Regions from separate parts of the Homo sapiens genome. Here region 1 is linked to region 2. Evidence: read pairs that join two places in POLR2A ChIA-PET (ENCODE). Cell type or tissue: MCF 10A. All regions are shown on one strand. Links, peaks and the distances in the headings refer to the core of each region. The heading gives the core; the rest is flanking DNA.

The links. Peaks named below come from ENCODE experiments on the same cell type or tissue, not always from the same donor. Only the 100,000 strongest peaks of a DNase experiment are listed, where the experiment ranks them.
Region 1: POLR2A ChIA-PET joins it to region 2 with 5 read pairs; 1 of 35 experiments calls an interaction of 5 or more read pairs at or near these places.

What each region holds. Positions count from the first base shown.
Region 1 is chr12:88,299,486-88,315,818 of GRCh38, forward strand. No RefSeq gene overlaps it. Among named protein-coding and RNA genes, the nearest start is that of TMTC3, 170 kb to the left of the region's middle. RefSeq lists a silencer at 8,124-8,324. In MCF 10A, for the core only: no CTCF peak of the experiment used is centred there; a DNase peak (open chromatin) is centred at 9,606.
Region 2 is chr12:88,652,164-88,668,496 of GRCh38, forward strand. No RefSeq gene overlaps it. Among named protein-coding and RNA genes, the nearest start is that of KITLG, 80 kb to the left of the region's middle. In MCF 10A, for the core only: no CTCF peak of the experiment used is centred there; a DNase peak (open chromatin) is centred at 6,048.

The sequences.
Region 1 (16,333 bases), core at 5,639-10,638, 350 kb before region 2:
GTAAAAGATATAGATATGATTGTGCATTGTCCAGCAAGTAATTGCTGAAAATTTCTAATTCCTAATGAAAACATTGAACCAACAAGATGTAGACTTCCTGCACCTAATGAGCTAAATATGGAAATGCATGAGTCAATGGGAAATCAGCTCTCACTTCTTATGAAGTAACCCTGAGAAATGTGAAGCAAAGAAAATATGATGGCTGTTTCTATCAACACGAGCTTAAAGAGGGTGGAAAGAACTCTAATACTGAAACCTAGTCATAGGTCAAGGCTGCAGAATTCGCCCCATTTCCATTTTGCTGATTCATATCAGTCAGATATGACTATGCCACTTGATTTTGTCATAGAGCAAACCCAACAGTGGTTAAGCCACGTTCCAAGAATAATTTAACACTATCTCCTTCTACCCCCACAAACACATGCACTGACCACGTGGTCATCCCCCTGCAGTAATATGTACTGGAGCAATGACTCAGCTCACAGTTCTACCCTATAGCTATGTTTGTGCCACTACCACCTCCTGCCTCAAAGAAACTCTTGCCAGGGTGATTTACCAAGGATAAAGATGTCTAATTTAAGTTGGACCAACCCAATTCTCTTTCTTGGAAATTTGAAACTAGAAGAGAGCCACATGGAGAATGAAGGTAATTGAAGCTAGGATAGCTAATATTGATACTTCAGAGAACATCCAAGAGCTTCTTTCTGATGCCAAAGACCCAGAACAGCCTTTGTCCCTAGCCTTTGTCAAAGTAGAATGATGGCTCCAAGCCTTTCACTTCTTAGTAATGTGTTGTCTTAGTAATCTAATCTTAGTAAGTGTTATCTTAGTAATCTAATCAATGTAACTTTCTTACATTAGAGTAATTTTTGGTTGTTTAACAGGTAGGCCAGACCTACTATTATTTATCCCCTACGTCCGTATCAAATAGGCTTCTGCTTGAAGATCTTGGCTGACACAAGACTCTAATTTAGTTTTCCCACACAGATAAGGTAATAAAATAAAGACAAATGAATTGATTTTATTGTTAAATGAGTCATGAATTTTGATGAGCTTGGATCTTGACAACAAGTATAGAATTTAAGATGTGGAAAAATATTCTTGGAAGGCAAGGTCATCAGATCCGGAGTCCATTCTAAATCCCAGTGGAACTCTGTGACTGCTTAATGCATAAGACACAGTTGGGTTCAGATCTTTATAATGTTCCACACTGACTTCCTGACTGTCTCAAGTAGCTATTTCACGGTCTCTTAAGAGGTAACCTGTATCACCAATTTTTTATTAAACCTGTGGATTTTGCATCAGAAAAGTTATTCTGATTAATTTGGGGCCATTTAGAAGAGCAAAACAGTATTTTAGTAAAATGTTACCTTCAACAAGTATGTTATTGTAATTTAGTCATTGGGAAGATTAATTCGTCTTCTTTAGAAAATATTGCAGCCTAACACAATGATTAAAAGCATGAGATTTAGTAATTTCAAACCTTAACTCTCCCAGAGTTTGGCTGCTCCTTCATTTTAGAGGGATTAGTTCAGGTCATCCTGGCAGGTTCCCATATCAGTGTTGTGCTCTTAGGTTCATAGTTTTGTTTTATGGATAAATATTTACTTATGTCTGTTTGGCTAACTTTGCTTTGTGGCTGAGCAGTTGTTTCTTACTAGTTGTGAAACTAGATTGGGTTAAATTAAAATGACATGGCCATTTCATTTCTCCTTCCACTTTTGCCATTATGTGGGAGGGGAAACAACTCCAGGCATTTATTCAACAAATATTTATTCAGCCTTTACTATGTACCAGAAACTGGGGATAAAGTTGTTAACAAAAACATTATGGTTCCTGACCTCACCGAGCTGATGGTCTAAGAAATCCAAAATGGTGACCCACATTACTCCTGAAACTCATTCAAATTGCAAAAGATCCTATCTCCAAGTAAAGAATTTTTAGGAGTATTCCTTACTTTCTTCCCAAACAGCATCTTACTCTTAATTAGGGAAGCTATATGCCAAAGCTGAGCCCCTTCCTTTTATTTTGAGGAAGTATTATTGTAATTGGTAAATATGTTTCAGATTCTTTAGTAAGGGATTTTGGTGATTTACTAATTTACTTATGAATGAAGATTCCTTTATTATTTTCTGTTGCTCTTATTATTTTGTTTAGTGTGCTATGTAAACATGCAGTCATATCATAATCTTTCCTAGAAGTCTAATTTGATTCAAGTTTGCACATTTAAAAAGCCAATGACAAACTCTACCCCCTAATCTTTGTCATCTATATAGGTCTTATTTCAACTGTTGTTCAGGAATGATCCAAACAAATTCAGAAGCAGATTTAAATGTTATAGGTAAGCTTATTTTTTTAAATCAAACTTAAAAAAATTGAAATGTCCTCATGGGTTTTACACCCAAATACATAATAAACATATGTTTTTAAAATATTAGATAATGACAAAAATAAACAATTTTAAAATACTATTGTTAATCCTATCATACAAAAATGACCAGTATTAACACTCTGATGTATATTTCTGAAATTTTTAATAGACATACACACACATAAAGACATATACATTCTTGCTCTCTCCTTTTAATTTAAATAATTAAAAGTCTTTAATACTGTAAAACTACTTTACAACTGCTTTAATCATAGAACTTCTAAACATATACATATACATAAACATATTTAGATTTCAAAAAGCATAGATTTACAGCATCATTTTAATGGCGCATCATACTCCATTTAATGTTATAATGTATTTGCTCATTTCCGCTTACATTTAGTTTACCTTCAGTTTTTGGTTCTTAGGAGCTCTCAGGTACTCCCTAGCTCCTTGCAAGACTTGATCTTGGTTACAAATTTTTCGTCTATTTATGCCTTTAAAATACTTAATAGAAACTCATTTTGCTCATGAGTATTTGATTAAGCATGCATACAATTAGAAATAATTACACATCAGTATTATGTCATGAAGTAACATTGGTTTTGTACTTTTCTTTTTCTTGTCCTTTTGTAGCAAACACTGGTAATCTGGATTTTTCAGTTTTCTCTGGTACTTCCCACTGGTTTCAAACTGCTCTCCTTCCAAATTTAGTAATGTTTATTCCAGAATGAATGTATTAAATCTGAACTGTTTAATAAGAGTAGCCAACCCCCAAAGTTAGAATAAAGGGAAAGGCAAAACATGCCACCCATTAAGAAGCCAAGGCATTACCAAGGTAATTCTATCATCTATCTCTTTCTCACACAATGTGAGATTTGGCATTCTTGTCTACTCCTTTCCCGGGCTGCAGGCAGGAGAAGAAAAGAAGATAGATATTCTCCTCACAACCCCCCATACTCATGCAAACACACACAAAGGCAAAAGTATTGATAATTTATCACAGAACCACATCTACTCCTTGTTCTTACTGCCTTGTTACTTTCATTATGGTCTTCTCAATTTAGGAAAACAGATCTCATAAACTCTCTTTGGTAAAGCAGATAATAATAATTTATTTAATTTTTACATAGTGCCAAAATTGATCTAAGTCTTATGCATGTGCTAACTGATTTAACAATTATATTGACTCCATGAGGAAGTTACTATAATTATTTGCAGTTTATAGAGGAGGAAATTGAGGCACAGAGAAAATTAGCAACTAAGGTCATAGGGCTAGTGAATGGCAGAACAGTATTTAAATCTTGAAAATCTGATTTAGAGTTTGCCCTCCCAACCAATTTGTTATGCCTTTGTCTAATTTTATCGAGTCAATTAAATGAAATGAATGCTTGGCAGCCCTTGTGTCTAAATTTGTGACAGAATTTATCTACTTACCTTGTATTAGGATTGTTAGACTCAGACAACATAAGGGAAATCTATTGTCATTAGCCCACATAGACACTATTCCAAGTCCATAACCTCAAATTAAATTGTCAATGCTGCCATGCATGGCAGGAGCCAAGAGAATCTTTCTAGACCTTGATCTTTATCTTTTATAATAAAAGTCTTAGCTGGTGGTCCTGCTGCTGCCAATTCCATTTCACACTGTGGTAGATCCTCCACAGCTGCTATTTTGATCTCACTGATGTAAATGTTGTCATTACCTCCACCATATCTTGGAACAGATTCCATGCTCCAGGCACCAGGTGGGCACAATGAATCTAGAATCTGACTTCCACACTTCCTGAGGCAAAGTTTTCTTTTTCTTTGGAGCTGGGGTTCTATGTTGGGGCCAATTCTCTGCCCTCGAGTGCTCATGACACTCTTCCCTTGGAGAGAATTTCACCTTCAGCCACGAAAAACTTCATCTTCATTTCTCTTAGTTTTAGTCCCTGAGAGTTAACTTCATTTCCTCTCTCAAATCCCACCATTAGCCTTTTCTATTTTACTTTGATATTTGCATTTACTAATCATCTATCATTATAATAACACTACATAACAAACTCAAATCTTAGTGGCTCATAATCACATATACAGTTGGCCCTCTGTATCTGTGGGTTCTGCATCCAAAGATTAAACCACAAATCAAAAATATAGTGTTCACAGGATGCAGAACCTATGAATTTTGAAGGTTGACAGAGGGCTGACTTTTATGTGTTGGTTCTACAGGGACAACTGTGGGACTTGAGCATCTGTGGCTTTTGGTATCCATAGAGGGTCCTGGAACAAATCCCTCATGGATATCAAGGGAGAAATATTCAAATATATATATATGTCACACTCATGGGTTTGTGGGTGAGGCGAACCTTGTCTCAGTTTATTTGGGCTTGGCTGGATGCTATAGTTTGATTTCAAGTATACACTACATGTCTTATATTTGGACCGTGGTCTTCTTGGGGGTATTCTGTTGTTATGACAATAGCAGGATTGCAAGTATAGAAGCTGGTGGTAGTTAATTTTATCTGTCAACTAAACTAGACTAAGGGATGCCCATATAACTGGTAAAATATTACTTTTTGGTATACCTGTGAGAGTGTTTCTGGAAGAGATTAGTATTTGGACCAATAGAATGGGTAAAGAAGATCCACCCTAGCCAATGTGGGTGAGCAGCAGCCAATCAACTGAAAACCCTAATAGAAAAAAAAAAAAAGGAGGAGGAAGGGCAAGTGTGCTCACTGTTTTTTTGAGCTGGGGTATTTGCCTTTTCTAGTATTTGGACATCTGAGAGCTCCTGGTTCTCAGGCAATCAAACTGTAGAACATACACAGGTACCTCTCTCTTCCCCCTCCCATTTCTCAGGTCTTGGCCTCAGACTGGGGGTTACACCACCAGCTTTCCTGGTTCTCCAGCTTGCAGACAGCAGACGGCAAGACTTCTTGGCCTTTAGAATTATGTGAGGCAATTCCCATGAGAAATATACTTTTTATATCTATATAAATCCTATTGATTCTACTTCTCTAGATAACCCTGACCAACGCAAAGCCAAACCACACAGGCTCATTTAAAATTTCTGCTCACATTATGTCCACTGGCCAAAGCAAGTTGCTTGCTTGACTCAGCTGTATATCAATAAAGCTAGAAAATATATTCTACTTGCTCTAATGGAGGTACTCCCATACCATGTGGCAAAGGTTATGGATGGTTCTACCACAGGGAAGAAATAAAGAATTGGGAAAAATAATTCTATGTATTACTAAAATAAATGGAATTAATGTGTTCTAAAGTCCCAAAATTACCAGGTAAGTATAAAAGATGGTATTTTTGTACTAGGTGAGTCCAAGATAGTTGTAGTAACATCTAGAATAGTCAAGAAAAGAATAGTAAAATTATGTGTATGGCATTAAAGGTTGAAACAAAGCTCCTCTAAAAATCTATGAATCTTTAAATCTTAAAACCTTTAACTTTAAACCCTAAACTCTATGTATAAATTTGAGGTAAGACAGAGCATACAGTCAAGACAGAGGTGATCTGGAATCTGGGTGACTGCAAAGATAGATTCATTAAGTTAAATCTCATACGATATCTGTATTATGCAACTCCACTTTAGGCCTCCAGGTTTGAGCATTATTACCTGAAATCTTCTTGTTGGCAGAACATTTTTTTTTTCACCTTTTAAAGGAGAGAATCCTCTTTCAAAAGAAAACTAAACATAATTTTTTATGATGTAAGAAGATCCGTGTGCTTAGACAAGCTTGAGCATGAATATTTTGCCCTAGTAATTCAAGCAATTCCTTTTGTGCCATTCAGAAAAAGGTCACACATAGCTAACAAGATAAGCCTGCGCATATCAAACAGTGAATATTTGTGCTCTGCTACATTTATGTTGGCACTTCTCTCGGCCTTAAGAGTCAAAGGGCAAAGGAATAAAATAGCTGCCTGTGTGTTCTGCTATTCATTACAGATTTTCCATCTGTATTTAATATTCATTGGAGCCAGGTCAGCAAAGAGGTCAAAGATCAGCAAGAACACATCATATTAGCTACGACTCAGGGTGCTGATTAAGAATCAAGAGTAACAAAATTTTGGCTACATTCAATCAGAAGTCATAATCAGAATGTATTTTTAAAAATACATTTTATTGTGTATATTTGAGGTTTACAATTATTATGGGATACATATTGGTAGTAAAATGGCTACTACTATAGCGAAGCAGATCAACATATCTATAATCTCACATAGTGAAGTTTTTTTAATAAAGAAATAAAGCAGCTAAAACCTAATTATTTAACAAAAATCCTTAATACAAGTTTAGTATCTTCAGTTCTTATGTTGTACATTAGATTTCTAATCATGTTCACCATAAAAATCTTCTATGTGTTTTTATTTAAAGAATGACTAAAAACAGAACCCTCTTTAAGACTATCATTGCAGTTGAAAAGTAAAGAATGGTTTAAACATAATGAACTATTAGACCATAAGCTGCTTTGTATCTTTAAAGAAATATACTGAGGTAACTTTGGACTGGCTAAAACAGCACAAGATGATCTAGTACAGCAGTTTGCTACCTGTTACTAATGATATTTTAATGACCACTATAGCTCATTTAATCTGTCTGGTTCCTTCCAGCCAAGAATGCACCTCAGTTATCTTTCATACGTATGTGTTCAATCAAATCAAACACATTTCTGACTCTCAAACATATTAGTACATATATTATTGTGTATTAGTAGCTCATGCCAAAATTTTACAAACTCCCTTTCCAACTGTGGCTTTTTATCGAGGAACTGAATTCCACCTTTGAGAGTAACTTGTTTGCTTTCTCCTATCTTGCTTTTAGAGAGTAGAACATCATGGAATTATAAATTTAAGATTTCTAATCTTATCTTGACTTTAGCTCCATGGAAAACCTTTCACTTGTATTTTGTAAATTTTCCTTCTGATTAGTCTCTCCAATCCAATCCAAACCTATTTACTTTCCTTAACCTCAGCCTGACCTCACCCTAAACTCAGCAGATAACAATGCCTCTTCTTATCAGAGAAAGCAGTAACTCCTTCATCGTCCTCACTCTCTTACTGTAGGCTTACGTGTACACCACTTTCACTCTTAGAGCAAGAAAGAACTTTCTGTTCACTGCATCATGCACTGGACGATCAACCATTTAAAATGTCCTCTTTCATTTATTTAATTGAAGAAATCTCTGACTATACCTGGAATTTAAGTTTTCTTGCTCCTAAAACTACTCTGTCTCCTGAATTGTCCAAGTCAATGATGTTGCCTAGGCTTCTAGCTGAAAATCTTCTGGGCCTTCCTGACTTCTATGTTGCATGACTTGCCCCCGTTATTCCATCCTCCTCCCATCCTAGAGGGATGATATAAACTCACCCATCTAGTAACTAAACACTATGAGTTCTATCTAAGAAATGGTTTTCAATTTTGTCCATTTCTTCATTTCCACTGTCACTGCTTTCTTCTAGATTGCTTATAGTTGCTCAATTGAGCTTCAGCAACTATTTCCTAACTGGATATTCTTCATTAGTGTCTCTTTTTAGTCCAGGTCACTTTCTTCATGGCAGTGTAAGTTCATTTTGAAGAAAGGAAGAAGAGGAGAGAGGGAAAGGGGAGAGAGAGCACACATGCACGACAGAGAGAGAGAGAAAGAGAAAGAGAAAGAGAAAGAGAGAAAATTAATCACATTCTTCTGCTTAAAAAGTTTTTCTGGTATCTTGTCTTCAGGAAAACATGTAATTTTTTTGGCTTACTCCAGATTGTCTTTCACATTCTCTAGTGAATTTCTCATTATGCTGTCATGATCCTATTCCTTGATATGTACCCTACTGCTCTTCTCAAGAAAAGTCTTGGTGTTTTTTGGCCAAGCCAGGTGTGTTGACAAATTTATGGCCTCTGCTATGTTCCCTCTGCCACTACGACCTGCACTTTTTCATCAGACATATTCTGCTCAACTTTTCCATTTCCAGCTGTATTAGTCCATTCTCACACTGCTGTAAAGACATAATTACAACACTGGGTAATTTATAAAGAAAAGAAGTTTAATTGGCTCACAGTTCCACGTGGTTGGGGAGACCTCAGGAAACTTATAATCATGGTGGAAATAAAAGGGGAAGCAAAGACCTTTCTCACATGGTGGTAGGAGAGAGAGAGAGCGTGTGTGAGGGTGCAGGAAAAACTGCCATTTATAAAATCATCAGATCTCATGAGAATTCACTCACTATCATGAAAACAGCACGGGGGAAACCACCCCCATAATCCAGTCACTTCCCACCAGGTCTCTCCCTCAACACCCAGGCATTACAATTCACGATGAGATTTGGGTGGGAACACAAAGCCTAACCACATCACCAGCTCAAATGCTGCATTCTTAGGGAAGCCTTTTCTAACATCTTCAGGCAGCATTTTGAAACCCTTTATGCTCTCATACCACGTATTCATATCTCTATTTTACTTAATTTTGAATTGCAATGTATCTGTTTCAATAATCAGCTGTTTTTTATAGCATCCTGTTTATACCTGTGCCTTAAAGTTTGTTAATACTGTAATCACTTCTTTATATTCTAAATCTCCACTAGAGTGTGAGCAGTTTTAGGCAGGGTCTGTATCTGTCTTCTTTATTTCTTTATCCCCAGAAACTATCATAAATTTAGTACATAGCAAATGTTCATATGTATTTGTGGAATAAAAGAATCCATTCATTTCTCTCCATTCTTTTCTACAGAGAGAAGGGGTCTTTTCTCCCTATTTTTGCTTTTTCTTAGTATCTATGCCTGTCACATAAGATGCATTCATACATGTTTATTGAATGAATTATCTGTGGCTGCATTGCAAATTTATTTCTTTGAACTGGTTTTTCAGAAAGAATAATACTTAATTTAAGAGCTAAAGACATGAAAAAAATTTTCATTGATGTAACTTGGTCAACTACATTCTTTATACATCTCAATTTTTCTGAGTCTCCTCTTAAGGACAATCTTTGAATTTTAGAGCCATTGAGATGACTAAATCAGTAATTGTGAGATCATTACTTTACTCCCCATTACATTTTTAAACCTATTTTAAGTACAATAAATTCTACAGGCACTTAATTTTGGAAGTAATGCATGGCAAGAGGTTAAATAATCAGTGAAAAGAGAGGACAATGCTCTGACTCACAAATACCATTCCTTTTTATCAATTATTCTGGCTCCTGGAGGTCTTCTCTTTATAGTTTGACCTATGAGTTGTGTAAGTTTGGCAGAATAACAATGTGCTGATGCACATACAACATCAAGTGAAATCATCTCATGGGAAGAACATGATATTTTGTTGTATAGCTTATGGAATTTTGTAAGAAGTACATTTTGTTTCTTTGTCATAGCTTCAAAACATTTTTTTCTTCTTATATAGGTTGATTCCTCCAAACTAAAATAAAAAGATTTTCTTTATATCTTGTATATTGTCAGGCTAATTATTTCTAACAACCAACATATATTTATTGAATATTTACCATGTACCCATTACTGCAGAAGACTTAAAAGCAATGTCATATAAATCCAAGTTTCTGACCTCCTCCAGGGGCTGATAGTTTTCTTAGAGACACAATATCTTGCCATAAAATCACCCTTCCTTCCTTCCTTCTTTCCTTTCTTCCTTCCTTCTTTTCTTCCTTCCCTCCTTCCTCCCTTACTTTCTCCCTTCCTTCCTTCTTTCCCTCCTCCTTCTCTTTCTCCTCTTCCTTTTTCCTAATTAGAGGATTCTATTTGTGTTTTAGTATATATTTATATTTAGGACATTGGAGTATAATATTTACTTTAACTCCTTCAATCTTTATCTAACACTCAGCTATTTTTGAGTTCTGCAGAAGGAAATGAATCATCATCTGGAAAAACTGATTTCCTTCCCACGGTCCTAGAGACAAATCGAAATGACCAGTCCCAATAAAAAATTGACTATTTTTCCATCTAACATTAAATTATGGTCTAAAATTGGGAGATAAGAGTATGACACATAAATATAAATAAACAAAAGTGTATATTCATTTTGCATGGAACTACTCAAATTTGCAACTCAATCTTTAGAAATAAAAATGGTTTAAGAAAAGTTTAGGTTTTCTCAGAAAGAGTGTCAGTAATTTTGGCCTTAGGGTGAATTGACCTAATCAAAATTACTTCCTCTAATTTACCACTATTAACAGCACTGCCTTCACAAACTGACATACTACACCAGTTGAGAGGTATGTGACAGCTTTGTTACTGGTGATACTGCTACTAATGCTAGTAATAATTATACTTTAAAATTAGAGATAATTCATGTTTTAGGCCAATATCCCTTTTCATCTTCTGCATCCTGAAATAGTTTCTTGAGAGAAGAGGAAAGAGTTGTAGCTCTCATGCTTGGAATGCCCATGGGAGTGTGAGGCAGACTCAAATTTCAGCTGGTACATGTGTCACAGTTGAACATGTTGCAAGTCGTAAGTGAACATCCTGAAACTTTGAAAAGAAAGTATGAGAGTAATTTTGGAGAATGGGATAGTGACTAAATGAGGCAAACATGGGAGAAGAGAGCAAATAGAGAGTATAAGGGTGGATGCCTTGATAAAGAGACCAAAAGCAAAGAAAGGAATACCAAAAGAAGAGTTAGAAAACCATTGAAACAAATAGACTACTTAATAATTTTAATTGAAGCAGGACTTGCCATTTTTTGGAAGATGACTTTTGACTACTGCTTCCTTTTCTTTCATGATATTAGTTGTTTTTTACTTGGATAAGTTTTGATCACTTTTTTTCAAAAAATTTTCTAGATTTCAACATGCACATACCAGGTTGTAGGTAGTCAGTAGAATGGATAGAGAAATCTCTGGCATTTCCAGACAAGAGATTTGCAGAGCAGCTCAGTAAGGTTCTGGAGCAAGGCTATGCCTTCTGAGGCATTGCAAGCAGAGCCTGTTGGACACTTAAAAAGCAACTCTTGGCGCACTGCTGGGCTCTAGCAGAGAGTGCGCTGGCCCATGGGATATCAGGTCATGATGCAACTTGTTATGATCTGACCCACAGAGTCATGAGGTTGCGCAGGTGCGGTAGTGATCCATTAGACTATGGAAATAGTTCTTTTGAGGTCAGGCCTGGCCAAACAAGCGGCCAAGACCTGCATGTCACCTATGTCACAGCAATGAGACCTTCGTCTTTTTCTGAATTTCATAACAATGTTTTCAGAATTTTAGTGTTATGATGGCCTTTTCATTTTGATACATAGCTAAACATAAGGTCAAGAATATTTCCTGCAAGACCTATTATAATAACATTTAAAAAACAGTAATGGTTGGCAGATTATCAAATGCCTTTTTGACCTGGGTGAAGATGACTCAAATTTTTCCTTTTGACCCAATATTAAGGAAATGATATTAATAGATTTCTTAAAATTAAATCTTTCTATTATCCCTGAAATTAATTCCCCTTTATTATACAATATTATTCCTTTAATAGGCAGGTGAGTTCTATTTGCTAATATGTTATTTAAAAGTTTTGGAGTGATATGGTGTTTGAACTGTAGTTTTCTTTTTTCATACTCTTTGTTATGCAGATTTTAGAATTTTTCTTTCTTTCTCTATCATCTGAAATATTTAAAATAGTATCAAACCTCTGTTCCTTAAAGTTTTGATAGAATTTGCTAGGGATGAGTTGAAATATTTGCATTTTGACTATTAATAAACTTTCTGAATGCATTAAGTAGATCCTTTCACTGTAACGAATACTTTTATTAGAAACACAATTAGTTTCTTTAGGAATTTAAACAAAATTGAACAAAATCTTTACTTTCAGAAAACATTATTATAAAAGTTTATAATAATGGCATAATAACTGAGATTAAATAAAATACATCCTACTAAATTGGAAAAAAATCTTAAAAATCAGAACTCCAACACTATGTATGATTCCTAGAACAAAACTGTGAGGCAGATAAGTCTAGAGCTTCAGAAACATATGTAGTTTTCAGCACGGTGGTTACATGGACTTGTCCAAGACTATAAAGAAATCACCATCACTGAAATTTTCTAAATATTAGGAGGCAATAATACATACTTGCTGTATGCTGTAAGTATTTTGTTCTTTTCCCTGACAGAGATACTATGAATAAAGGAGTTCTGGTCAGGGTCAGATAAACCTATCTTCAGGTTTCTCTGTTAGCCTGTGTTTACCACTAAACTTTGAGAATTTGCTTTGAAATATGGAAAGTATTATAACTAAAGTGGAAAGAGTAATTTAGTGTAGAAATAAAAAGTTTAATACTTATGCCTCTACTTTGTAAATGTGTGTTCTCGAGCACTCCATTCACGAGTTTCTGCATAAAAATGGGAAAGTACTGGCTAAACGTACATTACAGTTTTTGTGAGGATTGTGTGAAGTAGATATGAAAAAATTTTATTATGATGCTCTTTTCACCTTCATCTATTTATTAATTTAAACAATAATATTTAGAATAATAAAACAATAATTTTTAGAGTAAGTTAATTAAAACAATAGATATAACAATAAAACATTTACTAAAATTTGTGACATTTTACTCAGCTATGATTAGAAGAGAAAAATGAAAAGCAAAAATGGAAAAAATAAAGGCTCAGAAAAGAAACAAGTTATGCTATATTTACCTCTCCCAAAAGAGACTGAAGCTGAAGTGGGCTCACCTGTTGTGTCTGGACACAAATTATATTTATATTGTATATTTTGTGTGCCTGAACCTTGCACATACCAGTATGTATACACAGACACATCTATTATATAACCTCAACTTCATTGGTTATAAGATTTTTTTGTAAACATTTTTTGCTTTAAACAAAGAATTCACAAATCTATTCACCAGTGCCTTTCCCCCTCATTTCTTTTCTTCCTTTAAAATTTCGTTTTTATTTTTGTGATAAATTGTACATTAGACATATGAATTATTAAAGAATAATAATGTGAATATTAAGAAATAGGACCCTGTTAATAGTATGGAAACTCTGATGTGCTCCTCTCAATCATACTTTCCGCTCTCACTTGCCAGAGGTAACCAAGAGAAGAATTCTGTTACTTCCTTGTTTGTTATTGTTGTTTTTTTAAACAGATTTATTGCATGTTAATGTAATCTCAGAACAACACATTACTGAAATTGGGCTACTTTAAACTTTATATTAAAATTGTAATGCATACATTTCTATTTTATCTTTTATCTTGCTCAATTCTATAGATTTTAAAGTCATTCATGTGACAGCAACAAAAAAGCAATCCAGGTAAAAAATGGGCAAAGAACTTAATTAGCTATTTCTTTAGAGAAGTTATACAAATGACCAACAAGCATATGAAAAGATGTTCAACATCTCTAATCATTAGGGAAATGCAAATCAAAGACAAAATGAGATATCACCTCATGCCTATCAGGATGGCTACTATCAAAAAACAAACAAACAAATCCCGGAAAATAACAAGTGTTGTCAATCAAATTAAAGAAGTTAGATGATTTGTGCACTGTTGGTGGGAATGTAAAAAATTAGGCAGCTGCTATAGGGAACAGTATGGCAGTTCCTCAAAAAATTAAAAATATAATTATCATATGATTCAGCAATTCCACTTCTGGATATATGCCCAAAATAATTCAAACCAAGTTCTTGAAGAGATATTTGGACACACATGTTCATAGCAGCGTTATTCACAATAGCCAAAAGATGGAAGCAGCCCAAGTGTCCATCAATGGATGAACGGATTTGAAAAATGTGGCATATACATACAATGGAATATTATTCAGCCTTTTTTAAAGAAAGGAAATTATGAAACATGCTTCATGTATGAACCTTGAGTATATTATGCTGAGTGAAATAAGCCAGTCACCAAAACACAAATACTATACAATTTTACTCATATGAGGTACCTAAAGTAGTCAAATTCATACAGATAGAAAGTAGAAAGGTGATTGCCAGGCACTGGGGGGAAGGGGAAATGGAGAATTGTTTAATGGGTTATAGAGTTTCAGTTTTGCAAGATGAGAAGAATTCTAGAGATTGGTTACATAACACTATGAATGTATTTAATATTACTGAACTGGGATGATTAAAAATGGTTAAGATGAGAAACTTTATGTGATATATATTTTACCATAATTTTAAAAAGTCATACATATATATGTGTATGCAATACCATCATTATATTTCTGCAAATGTAATTATTTATTCTGGGGACTATTTTGCTTGTTTTGAGATCTCGTTGTCTTTTTACTCTCTTTATAAGTTTTTTGTTGAAATAAATTATTAATTTCAATATAGCCAAATTTACCAAACTTTTCTTTTATGATTGCCACTTAAAAATCTTTCCTCAATAAATATTTCCCCGCCTTGAAGTCATAAAACATTTTCCTTATTATTAAGTATATTAAAGTTTTAAAAAAAATTCTATTTAAGTCTTTGATCTATCTAAAATTCATTTTTTGTGAAGCAGGATATTTATTTCTTTATTTTTCCTATATAAATAACTAAATGTCTCTGCAGCATTTATTGAACAGCCCCTCCTTTCCCACTGATTCGCATTTCCAATTCTGTCACGTATCCCATTTCTATGAGTGTATTTTTGGAACTTTCATTTCTCTTCCATTGATCAAATTTCTATCTCTGTATCCCAGCCATCTTCTTAATTCCTTTGATTTTTTAAATCTCAAAAGTTACATTTTCTAATGTGTGTTGCTGGTGTATATAAACTTAGTTGGATTTGTATATTGATTTAGTGTAAGACAGCATGACTAAACTCTTTAATTAATTTGGTAATTTTTTCATAGATTATTTGAGGTCTTATATTTACAGAATGAGATCACTTGGTAATAATGATAACTTTTCCTCCCTTCATAAAGCTTATACTATTTTCATATTTTTTCATCTCTTATAGTGCAGGGGCTTCAATTTAATATTGAATAGATGATGGCATCTTGGTCTTGTTTCTATTTTCTTCTTTCCTTTAAAGAAAATATTTTAGATTCAGGGGTACATGTATAAGTTTCTTATACGTGTAAACTCATGACTCAGGGGTTTGGTATACAGATTATTTCATCACCTGGGTACTAAGCGTAGTACCTCACAGTTTTTTTTTTTTCCCCGAACCTCTCCCTCCTCCCACTCTTCTCCCTCAAGTAGGCCCCAGGATCTGTTGTTCCCCTCTTTCTGTCCATGTGTCTTCATCATTTAGCTGCCACTTACAAATAAGAACGTGCAGTATTTTGTTTCTGTTCCTGTGTTAGTTTGTTAAGGATAATGGCCTTCAGTTACATCCATGTTCCTGCAAAGGACGTAATCTCATTCTTTTTAATGGCTGCATAGTATTCTGTGGTATATATGTACTCCATTTTCTTTATCCAGTCTATTGTTGATGGGCATTTAGGTTGATTCCTTGTCTTTGCTATTGTGACTAGTGCTACGATGCACATACACGTGCATGTGTCTTTATAACTGAACAATTTATATTCCTTTGGGCATGTACCCAATAATGGGATTGCTGGGTCAAATGGTAATTCTGTTTTAAGTTCTTTGAGGAATCACTACACTGTTTTCCACAATGGCTGAACTAATTTACACTCCCACCAGCAGCGTATAAGCATTCCCTTTTCTCTGCAACCTCACCAACATCTGCTATTTTTATGACTTTTTAACAAAAGCCATTCTGACTGGTGTGAAATGTTATCTCATTGTGGTTTTAATTTGTATTTCCTAATGATTAGTGAGATTGAGCCCTCTTTCATACGCTTGTTGGCCACACGTATGTCTTCTTTTGAAAAGTGTGTGTTCATGTCCTTTGTTTTTTAACTGGGTTCTTTGTTTTTTGTTTGTACAGTTGTTTAAGTTCTTTGTAGATTCTGGATATTAGGCATTTAGCATATGTTAATTTGCAAATATTTTCTCTCATTCTGTAGACTGCCTGTTTACTCTGTTGATAGTTTCTTTTGCTGTGCAGAAGCTCTTTAGTTTAATTAGG
Region 2 (16,333 bases), core at 3,968-8,967:
TCAGTGTTGGCCATGTTATGACATATTCATTTTTTGCAAGTTGATATGATCAAAATTTGATTTGGAATACATGTCTGTTTATGTGGCTGTCAATAGATTCCTTATCTCTATCATTGTTCTCAGTTGTTTTTATGTCAACTTTCTCTCATTCTATAGTTTTTCCTCCCCAGAAAAAATAAATGTGCAAGTGCTTAGTGCCTTCTTCTTACTTATTCCTGTTCTACACCCCATGCCTCTTCACATGCAACAAAGCCCCATTCCATTTTACCATTCCTTAGGAAGCTAACTCTGATGGAAATAGCTACAGTAATACATGGGTAGTAGTATATTTGAAAGTCAGGACAAAAGTATAGAATCTAGGAACTAAAAGGAAGTTGCTCAAGGTCACGTCCAATGCCAGAGGTAGACCGTCTAAAGATGGAAGTTCTAAGGATGAAAGATTATTCCCTGTTTAGGATCACCACAGAAAGATGTTTTAAAGATATGTCTTTTCTTTGATGTAGTAATATCTAAAGGAGAAAAAACAGAAACAACGAACAAAACAATAAAAAGCCAACATTCAGGGAACATTTTAATAATTGTGCTCCACCAGCACAGTAAAATTTCCTGTATATACTAAAATGGTCATTATAAGTACATGCTCAATAGATACTCAGACTGAATAGCAAAATATTTCTGAAATGATGTAAATAAAAACAGCAGAGTTTAAAATAGTGTTGTTGGAGTATAAGAATGCTACTAACCTACACTGGCTAATTTAGAGAGAGAAAGAGATAACCAAAGAGAGGGAGAGGGAGAGAGAGAGGAGAAAAAGAAGAGAGAGAAAAGAAAAATATTTATTGCCCACTGGGAACAGTGCAGACAATAAGTATTTTCAATAAAGAGGTTATAAGTTAACAAATAAATGAGTATTTTCTACCTTTATGAGGCTTGAGAGGTATACCTAGAGAATTTCTTTATAGTATTATCAGCATTTTTTATTTTAATACTAGTTGTGGAAATTCATTCTTATCAGTACTCTCTTTTGGTTCAGGAGAGGGATTGATGGATATATTTTTAATTACTTTAAAAGTGTTATCTCAGATATAAACATTTTATGTCATATCTTAATAAATTTGGAATTTGAGAAGTGGCCTTTGAATCCTTTCAGATTCTATAATTGCATCTTTCAATGAAAGCCAAATCTCATGTAAGAATAGAAAATATCACAGCTATTTAAAAAGTGAGAAACTGAAAAACAAATTCCAGAAAACAAGACATTTGCTGCATTGACTTCTAAATGCCCAAAGTTGCTATCAAGCCTGTGTGAAATTACAAAGTTTAAATTTTGTCTTTGGACTTGACAAAACAAAATACTTTTGTAATTTTATAAGAACTTTGTAAAATGGGATAAAAATAAGTGGAGACAATTGAAAATAAAAATACTTTCAAGAGGAATAGAATGTTTTAGGGGTATTTTTACCACTCTTTGAATACAAATCATAGTTTCTCTTATACAAATTCATCTGGGTTACTACTATTATTGCTTATTAGGATAAACTATAAAGATAAGGAATTTTTAAGGGTTTCATTGTATTAATGCTTTTTTTTGGCATGTAGTCGTTTTACCAAAATACCAGGGGTTCAGTCTTGGTCCTGCTGCTCACCACGTAAAAAGCCAATTACTGAGACAACAAGTATTGTCAGGGAAGAAGGCTTTAATCAGCTTTTGCAGCCGAGGAGATGGGACTGAGGATTATTTTGCAGGTAGATTGGGCCTGGTATGATTTGCCTTTGGTGGAAGTGGGAGACTAGAGAGAGAAATACTGTTTCAGAAGAAAGCTATAGTATTAGATTCCTTTGATTCCTGGGTGGCCATGAAATCACCTATAGCATGGAGCTACCCAGGACTCCCCTCCTCAGCATGAAGCAGCCAGAAATATGGATGACCAGATTCTCCATGATTGAGGAATTGTTAAATAGAAAGGCAGAAGTGAAACTGAGCCAGTGGCCCCATAGATAGGTTTTTTTAAATGTATAAACATAGAAATTGATCCTTCTGTGCCTGCAATCCCAGCTACTCTGGAGTCTGTGGCACAAGAATCACTTGAACCCTGGAGGTGGCAGTTGCAGTGAGCCAAGGTTGTGCCACTGCACTTCAGCCTGGGTGACAGAGTGAGACCCTGTCTCTAAATAAATAAATAAATGAGAAATTGATATTTCTGGTCTTAAGACTTGAAACCTAATTTGTTTTATCTGAGTTCCTTCCTCAGGAAAGGACCCCAAGTTTCAAAGAACTGATATTCACCAAATCACCACATCCAGAATGTGAGATACCAGCCCCCTCATTCATCATGATTGCTTCCTTGCCCCTCCCTAGTTTGTTTTCTTATACATTGTTACATTTATTCCCTGCTATATAAACCCTAGGTTTGGTTGGTTAGGGAGCTGGATTTCAGACTGAGCTCCCATCTTCTCAGCTGCAGCATCCAAGTAAAGCCTTCTTCCTTGGCAATACGTGTTGTCTCAGTGACTGGCTTTCCGTGTGGCAAGCAGCAGGACCTAGACGGAATTCCTGGTGTTTCAGTAATAGTTGTGCAGAAGGATTTTTATTAATCATATTTATAGTGCCTGTGAATGTCAAATATTTTTAGACATTTTTAAGCAGTTAAGGAAAGAATGTGAGGGTGGCAGATACCTGATACCTTTGAAGACTTGTCTGGTTACCTTGATCTCACCTTCAGGAAGGTCATCAATGACTTACACCTTAGAGAAGACTCTCACACACCTTCCTTTTAAGGTCTTCCATTGCACCGATTTACGTATAAGTGTATGTATGTCTGGTGGAAGTAAGTTTGCCTAGTGGACTATTAGAACTTGGGGTAGTGAGAGAACAGAGTCAATTTTAGGTTGGGATCACATATAATTTTGGGATAGTGGAAGGCTTGAGGGAAGGATAAAATGGAGTTGTCTAAACTTTTTGCTGGTTCTGAGACAATAAACTTTTTTAACTTCTCATATTGTTTCTTTCCTTTCTTAGCGTTTATATTAGTCAAGGTTTTCCAGAGAAACAGAAACAATAGGAGAGAGAGATATATATATCCTCTATATATATACCCTATATATATGTATATATATATACACACACCCTAAGTATATCCTCTATATATATCCTATATATATATATCCTCTAAATATATCATCTATATATATATCCTCTATATATATCCTCTCTATATATTTATATATATATCCTCTCTATATATATCCTCTCTATATATATATCCTCTGTATATATCCTCTATATATATATCCTCTATATATATCCTATATATATCCTACCTTATCTGATAGATATATATATCCTGTGTATATATATATCCAATATATATATCCTATGTATATATCCTATATATATATCTGATATATATATATCCGATAATGTATATATCCTATATATATATATTTATATCCTGTGTGTGTGTGTATGTGTGTGTGTGTGTGTGTGTGTATATATATATATATATATATATATATATATACATATACAGAAAGAGATTTACTATGGGGCATTTCTCACAGTATTATGGAGGTAGAAAAATTGCATAATCTGCTGTGTGCAAGCTGTAGACCCAGGAAAGGGTGGTGTTAATTCCAGTCTGAGTCTGAAGGTGTGAAAACCAGGAGCATCAACAGTGTAGGTCCTAGTCAAAGGTCTATTGCTAAGTAAACACTCCACAGGTAAGCCATATTGTATACTATGATTACATTTATTTCTGGTACAACTTTTATTTCTCATTGATTTAGTAATTGTCTCTTATTTCTAATTGTTTACTTTCTCTTATACCTCTTGCCCAATGACTTCCAGGCTCTCTGTTATAACTATAAATCATCTCATTCAAACTAATGAACAAAGTGGTATTTTATTAATGCATTTTTCTTAGACACATCAATTTTGGAACCCTCTGTCCTGCTGCTCATATCAGATGTGTTGCTCGCTAGGTCAGCTACTAAACCGCCATCCTGTGATATTTCCCCATCACCTTAGATAGTCTAGTTGCCTCTTTCTTTTTTCTATACCCTGTTTTCTTGATCTCACATATTCCTTTTACTTGGTTTACTCTTTAGGTTTACAGCTGGATACAGAACAATCTAATCAGCCAAAATAAAACTGATTCAAATTTGGACATGTTTAAAATGTTTAATAATAATACAAATTGGGTGTGTTAATTGCAACAATTAAAATCAGTTTTTAAGATGATTACTACACCCACCATGCTTTAATTTGGTTAATGTGAGGGACCCGCACACCACAGATTCTTGTTTCTTATGCTTTGATTGTGGGTTCTAAGTTAATGGCAGAAATTTTCTTTTCTATTTTATATCTCTATTTTGTGGTTAAACTTGTAATTTTCCTTATCTTCTGTCAGGGATATTAGCTACAACCACACATACAATACTGAGGTTACCAGAGTTCTTATCCTTGTCTCTTAATTCCTCTGTAGAAATATAAAAATAAACCTGCCATAGACAAACAGCCCAAGATTCTTGATAGTTACATAATTTTTATATTTTGTATATTTATATATTTTTATTATATATATTTATATAATATATTTTATATTTTATATATTTGTTTTCTTCATATCTTCATGTAGCTGCCAAATGCTGGCTCTTGTTTCTTTATAACATATAAAGAGAGCTACTCCTCAGTAGTATGTGGATGAGTACATTCAGAGATGGAAACATGGTAACACATTTCTGGAAATAGCTTGATTCACATTCAGATAAAGGAGTAAATGTACTAAATTGATGGCAATTATTTACTAATTTTCATTCTCTTCAAATAGAGTCCCTTAGCTCATATAGAAGACCAGAAGAACTGATCAAACCTCAGCAATTTATTTAATCATTCTGTGGGTCATCTCTTGTTATTTGGTTGTGTTTTCCCAGACATTCAGTAAATATAAATGAATAAGCAGTTACTTGACTGAATGGGACTCATCTTAAACACACTTTCAACCACTACTCTTATTTTCAAGACATCATTATTACACTTTCCGAGGTAGCTACTGACCTCAATTCTTAATCATTAAAGGCTTAATCCACACACATCCTATTGGAAAATTCAGTGTTTTTGTGTATCTCTTGCTTGCACAAAATGATACACAGGATAGCACTTTCTTATCTCATACCTACTAGAATGGAAACTATGGAGACAGGGATTTTGTTTTGCATGCTAATGTATATTAGGTGCTTTGAACAGTGTCTGATCCAAAGTAGGCTCCAATGAATGAATAGATAAATGAATATGGTATCTTATTTAATCCTGATAGTAGCTTTTTTGTAATGCTATTAAAAAGGTATTTTTGTTTTTTGTTTGTTTGAGACAGGGTCTCACTCTGTTGCCCAGCCTGGAATGCAGTGGCATGATCTCAGCTCACTGCAGCCTTGACCTAATAATGGGCCCAAGTGATCCTCTCATATCAGCCTTCTGAGTAGCTGGGACCACAGACATGTGCCACCACACCTAGCTAATTTTTGTATATTTGTAGAGACATGGTTTTACCATGTTGCCCAGGCTGGTCTGGAACTCCTGGGCTCAAGCAATCCACCCACCTCAGCCTCCCAAAGGTAACCAGACAATCCTCAACTGGGATTACAGGTGTGAACCACTATGCCCAGTCATCAAAAAGTTTAAGTAGTTTGTTCTTATTCTCATATGTACTAGTAACAATTAGCAGGTGGGATTAAAACTTAGATCTATATGACTCCAAGTTTATACTTTTAAAAATATTAAATTGGACTTAATTGAAAGTTTTTTTTCTGTTTAGAATAGTTCCTTACACATGGTAATCACAAAACATGGTAAAATGTTGAATGTGAGCAAAACAAACAAAAATAAACAAAAGAAGGATTCCTTATGTAAGTTTAAGACTCTTTTATTCATTAGTTTAAATCTGGATTCCATCTTTTACCCTGTCTTGGCATACAGCTTAATGCTTTTTTTTTTTTTAATTTTTGCTTAACACAATCTACTCCATTGTCTTCTTGTGAGACCTAGGAGAGTTGCCAAAGGGTGTGGTTGTCAGTGGTTAGATTTTTAGAAATCACTCATGCTGTTTACTTCAGCTTTCATTATAATTAAACAATGATCTGCTTTATACATTATCACTTGCCAAGCACTAGATAAAATATTATATCTGCATCTGATAAAATATAGAAGTAAAAAAAAAACTATCAATCAATTTCAGAAATGCTTGTTTTATCATCTCGATGTAGCATGAATAAGCTCAAAGGTACATGTAACTCATTCTTTCTGGTATTTAATGTGTTAAGCAGATCCTGTTATTTATTCCCCTAAAATAAATCACAATTAAAAATCCATTCTGCTGGGCTTGGTGGCTCACGCCTGTAATCTCAACACTTAGGAAGGCCAATGTGGGAGGAACACTTATGGACAGCAGTTTAAAAACCCATTCCTGGTTTAGTTAAGTGTTTTTTTTTTTTTAATTGAACACAGAGTTACCTTTATGATGGAATCACAGTGGTATCCTATAAAGAGCAATGGACTTGGCAAAGCTGATCTATATCTGAGTTACAGCTTGACCAATTGAGTGACTGTGAAACCTTTAGAAAGTCATGCCATTTCTGAGCTACAGTTGGTTCATATGTAAAATGTGGATCAAAATTTATGCATTAATTACCTGGATGCTGTTGTCAGCATTAGATGAGAGAAGGTATATGAAACAACTTATGTTTGTAAAACATAAGACAAATGTCTTTTATTAGTAATAGCATTTATATTCATGGCAACATTCTTGGTGATCTATTCCTAAGCCTTATAAATGGTAGAGTTTCACACTTTCACTATAACCAACATTAACCAATTCCACTTTCCCTTCTCATTTTTTATTTCCTACCTCCTTCTAAAAATAGATATGAGGCATGTTGCCCTAAAATAGGCCCATTATGATTAATAAAGCATAAATGAAAGGAAGTTTGAATAGTGAAAAGTGAATACTTACTAAATACTAGAATTAAGATGGGTAACACCATGACTGAGACTATAGAACATTAAGTTCTACAATCTGAAGTTTGGTAATGGTAATGGCCTGACATCAAGTAAATTTGAGTAAGAGATACAGATGTGGACAAAACACATATATTCTTATAAAATGCAATAAATAATTTTAAGGAGAAAAGCTGGATTCTATTATATTATTTTATAAATATCATAAAAGAATAACTAGATTCTATAAAACATAAAAAGTATTTTTGTTTTTGAGAGGGTGTTTTGTTCTTGTCACTCAGGTTGCAGAATAATGGCGTGATCTTGGCTCACCGCAACCTCCGCCTCCTGGGTTCAAGTAATTCTCCTGCCTCAGCCTCCCGAGTAGCTGGGATTATAGGCGCCTGCCACCATGCCCAGCTAATTTTTATATTTTTAGTAGAGACTGGGTTTCACCCTGTTGGCCAGGCTAATCTCGAACTCTTGACTTCAGGTGATCCGCCCGCCTTGGCCTCCCAAAATGCTGGGATGACAGGCATGAGCCACCACACCCAGCCAAAACTCTATTTTAATTTGTGAAGGGGGTCAGGAACATTTTGCTGTCTGAGGAAATGTTTGGGTGTATTTTAAACATTTATAATTTTCTAAAAACGAACCATCAGGACTTTAATTCATTAGTCCACTCATTCATTCAACTAATTAATATTTGAGAGTCTTTATGGATATAGAAAGAAAAATAATAATGGTTAACTTTTATCAAGCACTTATGTATGATGCTATGATATTCCTATGTATCAATCATGCATTGTGGTAAACACTTTAATTGTATAAACTTCTTTCATCCTTGTAATTTCTCTATAGGTAGGAAATATTAGCATACCTAATTTACAGGAGATGAAACTAAGGAAAAATAAAGTAAGTGACTAGCCTAACTTAGGTCAGTGGCTTGTAAGTGGCAATGAAAGGATTTCACTCCATAGTTAAATTTCTATTTGAGAATGATCACTCTAGCAGCAGCATAAGGAATAGACTGGAAGAGGTGGAGGTTATCAGTTAAAAGGAGGCTATAGTGATACTTGAATTGCAAACTCATAGGGACCTAAGATAAGACTCTGGAAAGTAGAAGAAGATATGGATTAAAAACTGCTTTCGATCAAAAATAAAGGATCTGGAGAACCACTTGTATGTGTGTTTTGAATGAGTAAGTTGTAGTTTAGATTGTTTTTCCAGATTTCTGACCAGATAGGCTGAATATATAATGATGCCATTCACATCACGGAAATCTAGGACTAGGATAGATCTTGGAGAAAACGTGATGTATGTAATGATTCAAATTGGGACATGAAGAGTTTGAGGTTTCTGTAAAATGGCAGATATTCTGTAGGCAGATTAATATGTGGGTGTGGAGTTTAGGAGCAAGTTTTGGGCTGGAAGTCTGGACTTCTTACTTAAAGCCAAGTGAATGGGTAAAGAAAATGGTATGTAGTAATAGTAATAAGTAAAGAGAGCTACAAAGGTTAATTTAGCTAAGATCAGAAAGTGAACATTGAATTTGACAATATGGAGGCATCTTTCACTTATTCATTCAACTAATATTTAATAAGAGGTTATTATCAAGCACCGTGCAGGAAACTAGGAATACAATTTTAGCAGAAGAGATATTGCCTCTGTCTTCATGACGTTTGATCTAATGGTGAGTATTCATCAAGTAATCATTCAAGTAACCACTCTGAATTTAGAGATATCAGCCTGAATAGTGGGAATTGCAGAAGAGAAGTCCCCAGTGAAAGGCATCTTTGAAGAGCCACATAAAATCAGCTTCCATATGGGTGTGTTCAGAGAGTGCAAATCAATTTAAGATGCCTCAGGTTCAAATATGATATTTATTGTCCTTTGGTCTCTTCTTTCCTAGTAATACCTTCCTTCTCCTATTCTTTTGGAAACCTAGGGGCAAAGTAGGGAGGAAGAAGGCCTGAAACAGGCCCTAGATAGGAGAAAGAACAATTAATTCTAAAATCAAATTTGAAGTTTTGATCAGTATCTTGAAACAGGGCGTTCTAATTATTGAGTAGAGACTGAGTTTGAGACTTAAACTAAAAGCATGACTACCTATTATTTAACAGTAAGCAGAAAAGCTGAGGAATTGGGCAAGGATTTGCTTAAAGGGCAAAGGAAAATGACTCTGAATGAATTTTTGAATTATCCATGGGAGGAAAAAAAATGTTATCTTTGCTGTTATGTCAGGAGCCACGCACTAGGGAGGGCTGCAGCACACTGAAGAGCTGATGAAAAGTGAGGGGTTCCTTTTCCAAAATATACATAAAAATAGGGGAAGTATGGAATGAGAGAGAGGTAGACTATGGAGAGGTTTGTTTGTTGTTTGTTTTTTGGTTTTTTTTTTAAGGCAAAGTCTCACTCTGTCACCCAGGCTGGAATACAATGGGGCAACCACGGCTTACTGCAGCCTTGACCACTGGGGTTCAAGCAATTCTCCCACCTCAGCCTTCTGAGTAGCTGGAACTACAGGCACATGCCACCATGCCTGGCTTATTTATTTTTATTTTTTGTAGAGATGGTGTATTAGTTCGTTCTCACGCTACTATAAAGAACTGCCCAAGACTGAGCAATTTATAAAGGAATAAGGTTTAATTTACTCAGAGTTCCACATGGCTGGGGAGGCCTCAGAAAACTTATAATCATGGCAGAAGGGGAAGCAGACACATCCTTCTTCACATGGTGGCAGGAGAGAGAAGCATGAGAACTGAGCGATGGGGTAAGCCGCTTATAAAACCATCACATCTCGTGAGAGCTAACTCACTATCACAAGAACAGGATGGGGAAAACCACCTTCATGATTCAATTACCACCCACCAGGTCCCTCCCAAGATATGTGGGGGTTATGGGAACTATAATTCAAGATGAGATTTGGGTGAGGACACAGCCCCACCATATCAGACACGGTCTCACTATATTGCCAGGTCTTGTGTCAAACTCCTGGGCTCAAGCAATCCTCCTGCCTTAGCCTCCCAAAGTGCTGGAATACAGGCATGAGCCACAGCACCTGATCATTATTTTTTTAACATTGAAAACAACATCTGAGCATTTTTGTATGCTAAGAGAAAACAATAGAGAAATGCTGATTTTACAAAACAGAGAGTGAATGATTCTTGTATGCATATTTATTCTTGAGTTACTTTAAGAATTTGTGCTTAAACAAATATTTATTTTTAGGTCATGAATATTAGCAGCATAACCAAGAAATTATGTGGTTTCTTTACCTTTGAAATTACCTTTCTTTTCAGAATGTTCAAGTTTATTCTCTGTCATTTGCAAGTCAAATAATTCGTTTTTCCAGGTAAAATTATTCTATTTTAATTGCAGGAACTTCATCTATAACTTAGGTCTTACATGGGATCTTGAAGCATTTAATAAATGTGTAAGCTCCATGACAAACTTTGTTTTATTCCCTTTTACTATATAAATTATATTCACTACAGCATTCCCAGTGGCTGGAGCCAGGAGCTGATGAATAGTATATGCTAAAATATATTGGGGGAATGAAAAATAGTAGCTGAAACTTAAGATATTGGATGAATAATAGCTAAGTGATAAGTCCTATATAGAAAACAGTTAATACCAGGTAACAGTCTGCTTGAGCCAGTCAGTTTTAAAAGTCAGAGATTAAGAAGACTGAAAGAGAATTTGATCTTCAAATGAACATTACTTATGTATTTATTCAATAAACTTTAATGTGAAGATTTACTTAATTTTATTAAAAAAGAGACTGATGAATGGGTTCACTTGTATTTTGCCTTCACGCACAAAAAAAAAACCTCTGTAAAATAGTTAAGACAGACAAGAAAATAAGAGGACAAATGTGTCTAAGTTACTGACATTAAGCCAATGTGGGAACAACAAAATCCAAGATTTGAGACAGAAAGATATTATGTAATATAAGTTTCTGGAGTCACTAAATTCCTTCAAATACTTTTAAAGAGAAGGCTATCTGTGTTCCAAAAGTACTGTCTCATTGTTTAGCCTGAGCACTACTCCCTTAAATACAGGAAATGATTTGAACTCAGTCATTGTAGACCTTTGCTTATTCATTCAGCCATACCACTGTTTTTTTTTTAATGTATGCAATTTAACAAAATGAGTATTATCATGAACTATATGGATATAGAATTCTGACACTGGAAATTGTGGGTTGAATTCAGCAGATTGATCATGATTACAGCTTTTTTATTGCAGTTTTTTCCTCTGTACTTTTATCATGTGAATGGCACCCCTATTTATTGTTAAGTATTTTCAAAATGTAACCACTGGTTTTAACTACAACTATTATTATATTTATAGAAAACTGGCAAAGCAGACGTAGGTTGTTATTCACAAAGTTACAGGTTCTCTATAAATAAAAGGTGAAAATTATCATACGAAAACTTACATTTTGCATATGAATTAAAAGAGCACAAGAGTGACACTTATTTCTTAAGATTTAAGATGTGAAAAGTAGCTGTTTAGGATTTTCAACTTCCATATTAAATAAGCCTTTCAATTAGGTTATCCTAGTGCTTCCTGTATACTAAACAATGATTAAACAAGAATAGGAAAGGTAAGTCACACATTCCCATTTGGGAGATGCTATTGTTAAATTATTTTCAGTAGTATTACTTACTTCCTTGAGTGAGGTTTTAAGCAGTGATCTATCCTAAAGATAGTATTTCTGAGGAAGAGATGTACTTTTTCCTTTCAGTCATTTTATTATTTTTTAAGGTATGCCATTCATAGTCTGGATTAGTAAAACAACTTCTTGTATATACTAAAACTAATTTGAGGAATATCTCAGGGTTTGCAGATTATTTAAACTCACACGTGCTTTTGCTGACAGTTTCAAGATTCCTCCTTTTCATGTCTCTCCTCACATTTCTCATTTGTTTTAGTGTTATATGTATTAGAAACAAAATCCCCTAATTGTTAACTCATAGCAGAAACCCTCAAAAACTCTCAACCCTTCCCATACTTCCTATGTACTCACCATTCCAGTATACCTAATTTTTGTGCACGTCAGTGGAGTCCTGCTTTGGAGAGTTGGGCTGTGGCTAGAGGTGGGAACATGAGAGAGCTGGAAGTGCTTGGAAGTTCATGGTTCTGGAGTGCCCTTCAGCCAATATCAGAGAGGAATTGGAGGATAAATACTTCAGCGTCCTCACTTGTTGGGTGGATAACTCCACATGGTCTCTCAGAGTTCTGCAGAATAGACCTCAGTTGCCCATAGTAATAATCAGCTATAAAATGCACCTTTCATTGTCTTTTTCCCCACTTTGTCGCAGTTTCTCACTCTCCTAATAATGCTTCTTAAAATCATCCTCTAAATAAACTTACACTGCAATTCTTGTTCCTGGGGCTGCTTTGAAGGGACCCAAACTAAGACATAAGTATTCGCAATTAGAACTTACATGTTAATGTAAGGTAAACACTATTCAAATTGATTGAAAAGATTAATAATGATAATTTAAAAATAGTGCCATTTTATTGAATGCTTGTTATGTAATTATGTGCCAATAACCAGTCTAAATGGTTTTTTACATATTATGTAATTCGCCCAGTATCTCTATAAGGTTGTATTATATTCCCATTTTATAAATGAAGAAACTAAGGCTTAAAGATAGTAAGTCATTTTACTGAGGCTCTATAGCTAGTAAGTATTAGAGCCAGGATTTGAAACCCGTGCTCTTGTCACTCAGCAGAAAGTCCCCACAAATTGCAAATTCTTTAAACAAATTAGGTCCCCTCAGGGAATATGAATTTATGTGTGTGTGTGTGTGTGTGTGTGTGTGTGTGTGTGTATGTGTATTTCAGGATGTATTTGTTTATATTTATCCTACAATTCTTGTAATATGTGTATCATTTTTATATTTCATCTGTTTTGTACTTAATATTGGTTCATTTTGCTAAAAGTTTCATGATAAATGCAAATAAAGACATTTATTTTCTTTAAAAAGTAATTGTATTTTGACCATGGACAATAGTAACCATTATAAAGAATCCTTCAAAAGAACAAATGAAACTTGAGGCTTGGTTGTCACATGAGTCATCCACCACCAGCAAACTTACATCTCCCAAGAATTAAGGCTTAAGTCCAATTGGTTGAAGTAATAAGATAATAAATCATTTACAGAAGAATCTTATTTTTGGTTTGCTAAAAAAAGGAGGAAGTTTTATTTTCTATAGAAATGGAGACAAAACTCATACTAACAAATTCCAGATTAAACTAATACTTGTTGGATAGCAAAGAACCTGGCTTTCTTATCCATCATTGGTTTAGAAGATTGTGTAATCATTGGAATTTTGCTGTGATAGAAACAGAAATATAATTGGGTCTCTGTATCTGCAGGTTCCACAGCCAAGAATCCAACCAACAACACATTAAAAGTATTTTTTAAAATAAGTAAAAAGTGACAATACAACAATAAAAAATAATACAAATAAAAACCAATATAGTATAATAACTGTTTATTGAGGGTTTAAATTGTATTAGGTATTTAAAATAACATAGAAATGATTTAAAGTATATGGGAAGATATACAGAGGTTATATGCAAATACTATGTCATTTTGTTATAAAGGAATTGAACATCCATAGATTTTGGTATCTGTGGGGGGCCCTTGAACCAATCTCCATGGATATCATTGGACAACCGTACCTATTTCCCTAGATATATGCAAAGTCAGAGGAAAAATAAAAAACAACTTTTTCATTTTAAATTCAATATATTTAAGCAAGTTTCTGTTGTAAAATGCAAAGTCAATATTTAAAAATGCAAATTCGTAGTTCATTTTCTAAAGGAAAGAATAATAACTATTAGTAAAAAAAAAAGAGGGTACTTTAAAAAGTGGTATGCAATTACCTATATGAAATTCTGCCAACAAAAATTTTACTTAGTGATCGTAGTTCATTTGTAAAACCAATTTTATCTTCTATAAAATGATAGAACACATATATCTCTCAAGTTTTAATAAATAGTGGCTCTTTTGTCATACTTTGCCTATAGTTAGTTACATACATATCTGTCAGTTCAACTAAAGTTTGATCTTCTTGGGGAAGGTATAATTTAATTATTCAATGAATATTTATTGTAAACCTACCTTGTGACAAATCATGTGCTGAACTTTACAAATACAAAGACAAACAAGTTGAGGCCTGAGTCCTTACAGAACTTGGAAAAGCAGAATGAGAAAGAAGATAACTAAAGATTAATATAATAAATGTCATGATAGCAGCATATACAAAGTTCTCAGAGGGTGGATAGTCAATCTAATTTTATAGAAGTGATGAGAAAGAGAGAGAGAAAAAGAGAGAGATTAGTTGAAATATGAATGTATACAAACTTAAAATAATATATATCTATGATATTAAAGATGGAGAATGTTAAAAACTTGGTAATCAAATAAAGTGAGTAAAAAAGTAACTTAAAATGGAATTTGGATGTGTAGCCTGGATTCATTGTAGAAGGGTATTCCTACTTCTGTTTAGTGCTATAGACAAGAAAATAATAGAAAAAAGGCTTAACAGGAAATTTTGAAGATTTTCAACATGTTGAGGACAAAGTGCCCATGGAACAAGCATGTGGAAATGCGAGGTGACGGGAAAGATCAGCAGATTTACCAATATGGGGGAACATCAAAAATTTCTGAGAGTAAATATAATTATCCCAGGACAGAATAGATGGAAACTCATCTAGAGCAGGGATCTTGTCTTGCTCACAATGCCTAAAAAGAGCATTTTTTAAATCGTATTGACTACCCTGAGAGGATGTGACAAACATTAAGAACAAGATACTAGGTAACTTCAAAATGTTGTAAGGAAAGGAAAATTGAATTATTCAACGGAATAAATAATCACAAATAAGATCAATGTAGACTTTTTCAAATGAAACCTGATAAACAGAAGTAGCAACTATGCCTTTGTATTCTTAGGACAGATAAATGTGCACATTGAGGTGGCTGGAAGATGGCCAAATAGGAACGGCTCCGGTCTGCAGCTCCCAGTGAGATCAATGCACAGAAGGTGGGTGATTTCTGCATTTCCACCTGAGGTACCCGGCTCATCTCATTGGGACTGGTTAGACAGTGGGTGCAGCCCACAGAGGGCAAGCTGAAGCAGGGTGGGGCATCACCTCACCCAGGAAGCACAAGGGGTCGGGGAACTCCCTCCCCTAGTCAAGGGAAGCCATGAGGGACTGTGCCATAAAGAATGGTGCATTCCGTCCCAGATACTAAACTTTACCCAAAGTCTTCACAACCCACAGACCAGGAGATTCCCTCAAATGCCTATACCAAGGGCCCTGGGTTTCAAAAACAAGACTGGGCAGCCATTTGGGCAGTCACTGACCTAGCTGCAGGAGTTTTTTTTTTCATACCTCAGTGGCACCTGGAATGTCAGCGAGACAGAACCATTCACTCCCCTGGAAAGAGGGCTGAAGTCAAGGAGACAAGTGGTCTAGCTCAGTGGAACCCACCACCACAGAGCCCTGCAAGCCAAGATGCACTGGCTTGAAATTCTCGCAGCCAGCACAGCAGTCTGAAGTCAACTTGGGACACTGAAGCTTGGTGAGGGGAGGGGCGTCCACCATTACTGAAGCTTGAGTAAGCAGTTTTCCCCTCACAGTGTAAACAAAGCCGTCTGGAAGTTGAAACTAGGCAGAGCCCACCACAGCTCGACAAATTCGCTGTAGCCAGACTGCCTTTCTAGATTCCTCCTCTCTGGGCAGGGCATCTCTGAAAGAAAGGCAGCAGCCCCAGTAAGGGGCTTATAGATAAAACTCCCATCTCCCTGGAACAGAGAACCTGGGGGAAGGGGCGGCTGTGGGCACAGCTTCAGCAGACTTAAACATTCCTGCCTACAGGCTCTGAAGAGAGCAGCAAATCTCCCAGCACAGTACTCGAGCTCTGCTAAGGGATAGACTGCCTCCTCAAGTGGGTCCCTGATTCCCATGTCTCCTGACTGGGAGACACCTCTCAGCAGGGGTCAAGAGACACGTCATACAGGAGAGCTCTGGCTGACATCTGGCCGGTGACCCTCTGGGATGAAGCTTCCAGAGGAAGGAACAGGCAGCAATCTTTGCTGTTCTGCAGCCTCCACCGGTGATACCCAGGCAAACAAGATCTGGAGCATACCTCCAGCAAACTCCAGCAGACCTGCAGCAGAGGAGCCTGACTGTTAGAAGGAAAACTAACAAACAGAAAGGAATAGCAATAACATCAATAAAAAGCACGTCCACACAAAAACCCCATCTGAAGGTCATCAATATCAAAGAACAAAGGTAGATAAATCCACGAAGAT